2 separate regions of the Homo sapiens genome follow, and region 2 is linked to region 1. A link is an interaction called in ENCODE POLR2A ChIA-PET data of the cell type or tissue named here. Cell type or tissue: endothelial cell of umbilical vein. All regions are shown on one strand.

Evidence for each region. Peaks named below come from ENCODE experiments on the same cell type or tissue, not always from the same donor. Only the 100,000 strongest peaks of a DNase experiment are listed, where the experiment ranks them.
Region 2: POLR2A ChIA-PET joins it to region 1 with 11 read pairs; 2 of 35 experiments call an interaction of 5 or more read pairs at or near these places.

The regions. Positions count from the first base shown.
Region 1 is chr10:28,626,807-28,629,306 of GRCh38, reverse strand. No RefSeq gene overlaps it. Among named protein-coding and RNA genes, the nearest start is that of BAMBI, 49 kb to the left of the region's middle. RefSeq lists a silencer at 916-1,095. In endothelial cell of umbilical vein, a CTCF peak has its summit at 1,008 (motif pointing left); a DNase peak (open chromatin) is centred at 986; H3K27me3 peaks cover 89 bases.
Region 2 is chr10:28,502,139-28,504,638 of GRCh38, reverse strand. No RefSeq gene overlaps it. Among named protein-coding and RNA genes, the nearest start is that of LINC02652, 7.6 kb to the right of the region's middle. In endothelial cell of umbilical vein, no CTCF peak of the experiment used is centred here; a DNase peak (open chromatin) is centred at 1,358; H3K4me3 peaks cover 172 bases.

The DNA.
Region 1 (2,500 bases):
TCCCAGGAGAAAGGGGCAAGAGGAGCTCTGACAAGGGAGGGCACACACCGGCAGCAGGTAGAAGAAATCAGTGCAATGTTGGGTGGACGTGGGCAGTGGCAAGAGCTGTCAGGGAGGGCTCTGGGTCAGCTTGCTGGCTGGGATGAGCCACCCAGTGACCCCGAGTCCTCTCCAACCTGCTTCTTAGGAGAGGCTGATGCCATCCTATGAAACAAAGCAGCTACTGTGCATGCTCCGGAGGGAGCTTGGCAAAGCCGGCCGAGGGCCTGAATGTTTCCATTCTAGGGTGGTTTTGTGCCAATATATTCTGAACCCAAAATCAAGATTCTTTGTCCATCAGGTATAAGTACACTTATGCTACAGGATGGACTCTGGAGGCCAATGGATAACTCTCCTGTGCTTGCAGCCTGTGACGCAGTCCTGCTCTCAACATGTGGGTGCTGTCCACCTCCCTGACTCTGCAAAAGAAGCCACTGTCCACCCATACCCAGGTAGCTCTGCGAACAAGGTGACTAGAGCAGAGGCAGAAGAGGTTTTCGAGAGGACAAAGCCAGCAGTGGCTCAGTTGTGGAGAGAAGTGAGTCATCATGGTTAAGTAGCCAGCACGTTGTATGCACTTGCACGGTGTCAGGCCCTGTGCTCAGGGCTTTCGTCACCCGTATCCCTGCCAGTCATCCTACATAGGATAAAACAAAACCCAGCATTCTCTGGGTCAAGTTGCTTGTACATGGCAAGTCAACAAGGAGGGGACAGAATGAGGGTTTGAATTCAGTAGATCAGCCTCCTGAGACAATGTATAGAACATCTTCCCCCAAAAGAGGTATATGTTCATTAAGTTCTCCGTCATTTCCCCCTTCCTATGTCTTTAGGGATTTACTTGAAGTTCTGACATTTACTTTGAAAGTGCAACCACCCTTCTCTTGCCCCATCCCTAGTTTCCCAGGGAGGCTTCTCACCGGGTAGTACCGGCTTGCTGAATGTAGCTCAACACCGCCACCTGGTGTTGAAGGCCCACGACAAGCCCAGTGGCCACCACAGACGTGGCTGAGACCCAGTGTTCCTGACCGCTGCTTTAAAAGGTTTTGTATTTTTTTTCGTTCTGACTCCAAAAGAACATGCTCATTGTAAAACATTTCAGTATGCTTGTAGGGAGTAATTGGAAAAGCCTGCTTGCACAATAGAACGTGAAACCTCCTCTGCTTTGACCTCCATAGGGATATTTCTCTAATTATTCCTGTCCCCAAATTCCATCAAATTGTGTTTGCTTTTGTGATGACAGTATATATGTAAATTTTTTTTTTTTTTTGAGACAGTCTCGCTTTGTCACCCAGGCTGGAGTGCAATGGCGCGATCTCGGCTCACTGCAACCTCCACCTCCCAGGTTCAAGCGATTCTTGTACCTCAGTCTCGCAAGTGGCTGGGACTACAGGCATGCACCACCACACCTGGCTAATTTTTGTATTTTTAGTAGAGATGGGGTTTCATCATGTTGCCCAGTCTGGTCTCGAACCCCTGACCTCAAGTGATCTGCCTGCTTTGGCCTCCCAAAATGCTGTGATTACATGTGTGAGCCACCATGCCCAGCTTATTATAGTTATGTAGGATGATGGCTTTATTCTTAGGAGAGTCACACTAAAGTGTGTAGGGGTATGTCCCACCGTTTCTACAATTGGCTTTCAAATGGTTCAAACAAAAGAGCATACAGAGACAGAGAAAGAGAGGTAGAGAAATAGGACCACGTTAATCATTGAATCTCAGTGGGGAATATACGAGTAGGTGCTCACTGTATAGTTCTTTCAACTTTTTATACGTTTGATATTTTTCAAAATAAGAAGTCACAGCATCACTGTTGAGTGAGGAGAGAGGAGAGACAGCTGGAATGTCAAACATCCACACTTAGAAAAGCTGACATGAGTGCCCTTCCATATGAGTGGGACTCCTAGGCACTGCATGGTGCTAACGAGCAAGCTGAATGATGTGGGATGGATTCCAGCCAAGAAACTCAATGGTAGCATTAAACCTTCTTGGAGATATGCAGTCTTCCCCTGCCTGAGAAGTTCAGTGGCCCCAGCCAAACAAAACATGGTAATTCTTACACGGCATTAAATGCAATTCACCAGAGTGATTTGCAGCAAGAACCTCCTATTGACCATCATCAGTGATTCTTTGGAAGCAGAGAGGATGCAGACAAGGGGGTCCCCATGATGAATGGCTGCCAAGGCATCAGTGGAAAGGCTTGACATTTGCTCTGCAGTTTGCATTGACCTTGTCCCCAGGCACAGTTTTCCTCTTTCCTGGTTCAACTACATGGTAACAGCTCAGTTCCTTCCTCTAGTGCTGGACACAGACACATTTCTCTTCCTAGGTTCTCACCTTCATTCTCTACCAGCGGCTTTTCTAACACTTTTCTGTTTTTACACTAAAGCAGGAAATGCTAGCTCCAGCAAAGTCCACATGGAAAATAACAATAGGTGAAGAGACTCGATTAAGGTTCCCAAAG
Region 2 (2,500 bases), 120 kb after region 1:
AAAAAAAAAAAAAAAAAAAAGAAATGGGAGCAGCTCTTTAATCTTTTCCTTCTGCGTGCGCGTTCTCTTGCTCCTTATTCATTGCTGTCCTATATGCTGTTTTTCAGTCCCAAATGCCACCTGTATCTAGGAAGCTTTCATTCTTGACCAAATCCTGGAGCACTATGCAACTTCCGCAGCCCCAGTATAGAAGCAGGAGTATTAATTCTCAGGTCAAACACAAATTAATCAGTGAATACAATGATCTTCTACTTTGGTTTCTTATTCTTGCAATTGTTTTGCCAGTGAATAGTGTCACTAGGTAAGCTACATGTAGCTCTTTGGCTTCTAATGGCTTATCATTGCCTCAGAGGCTTCTGTATTATCCTTCAGCGATTTGTCTTTGAAATGAAGCAGAAGGAAAGCCTGCCAGTGGTTTCTTGGGGCCCTTTATTCTCCTAAATTTTAGAGAAATGGTACCTATCTAGAGGTCTTTGGTAAAGCAAAATTTGCTTAATAATAGAGTGTGTTGTAGAATCCTAGAGGTTTCTAATATTTTCTGTAATTGTCTCTTGTTAATGTAGGGTTTCTCTGGACCCTGCAGCTGGCAATCATTACCCCTGTCAACACTCTCTCTTTACAGACTCTAATGCTCCATCAGCTCAACACAGCATCCACGTCCTCAAAACCTTCCATCATAGTAAACATAAGACTCGGTAAGTGTCCTGAGGCTTGAAAGAATACTCTCACAGAAGTCTCACATAAGTGTTTGAGGCTTGAAAGAATACTCTCACAGAAGTCACATCATCCCAAAGTGATAACAATATTTGATTAATTAGGAAATATTGGACATTTATATGAGTGGAATTATCATATTTCCTCAAATACTGCATGAAAATTGGGTGCCTAGTAATTCGTTGCTACGTTGGATTAATCTGTAGCCTGCATGACTCCATTGATCTATCTTGCAGGAATTCAAATTATGAAGATAGTATCTGAATATGCATGTTTGAAAGATGTTTGTTTGTTTGTGTTTACCGAGTCTTATGTTTAAAACTGTGATGGAAGGTTTTGAGGACATGGATGCTATGTTGAGCTGATGAAGCATTAGTGTCTGTAAAGAGAGAGTGTTGAGGAAATATGATAATTCCACTCATATAAATGTCCAGTATTTCCTAATTAATCAAACCTTGTTATCACTTTGGGATAATGTGACTTCTGTGAGAGTATTCTTTCAAGCCCACCTTTGGCCTGCATTATGTGCCTTTAGGCCACTGCATTAAAAGCACGTAGCAGGGAGCACACTTGGCACATATAGGCAGGTGCTTGTCCTAGCAGCCCAGCCCAGCAGGGGCATATGACTCCATCGGCAGGGTTCCAAATTCATATTAGTGTTGTCTGCTTGCCAGGTGGTATAAAACTGTGCGGTAGTACTGAATTCTTTCCTTTTACAATGCTGTTTTCCATCTGGCTTTGATTCTTTTTTTTTTTTTAATCACAAAGTATACTTCCAGAAAAAGGAATATACATTACCTGTATCAAAAAAGACAGGCCATCTTAAATTAACATTTGAAAAACTAGATTTCATCTGCAAAATTCTAAAATAAATTTTGGATGTTTTTCTATATGCAAGTTACTTTCATATTCGAAAGAAGATTGACCCGTTTATATAAGTGAATAAATTTACCTGTGGAACACTACAAATATAAAAGCTCTGTCAAAAGGAGGCTTTCTCCCAATATTTTTTCTCCATTCTTTCTTTGTAGAATCCCTAGTTTTTAGTGGGCCTCTCTCTGTCCAGAAAAAGATTGTATTTCTCCACTTCCTTTGTAACTTGACGTGGCCATGTCTGTCCAGCTGGATATAAGCAGGAGTGGTGCGTGGAATTTTCAGGAACTATCCTTAAAGGGAAAAGGTTCTTCTGCTTTTCTCCTTTTTTTTTTTTTTTTTTTTTTTTTTCTGAGACGGAGACTCGCTCTGTCGCCCAGGCTGGAGTGCAGTGGCACGATCTCGGCTCACTGCAAGCTCCGCCTCCCGGGTTCACGCCATTCTCCTGCCTCAGGCTCGCGAGTAGCTGGGACTACAGGCTCCAGCCACCACGCCTGGCTAATTTTTTGTATTTTTAGTAGAGACGGGGTTTCACCGTGTTAGCCAGGATGGTCTCTATCTCCTGACCTCATGATCCACCCGCCTCGGCCTCCTAAAGTGCTGGGATTACAGGCGTGAGCCACGGCGCCCCGCCTGCTTTTCTCCTTTCTGGCTACATTGTGAATGTGAGAGCTGGAGCGTGAATACGCACCTTAGACTATGAGTGGAAACCATGTGCTAAGGATGATAGAGCCAAAGATAAGAGCCCGGTTTCCTGGCATCGTGGGACGGCGCGTCACCTCTAGAGAGACTACTACCTCCCTAGAGAGATTTTTAACGTGAGTGAGAAAGTAATCTGCTTTTTTGATAAACCACTGTAATTTTGCATTTACTGTTATTCGTAGCTAAACTAATTTAAATGGGTAAACCCTCA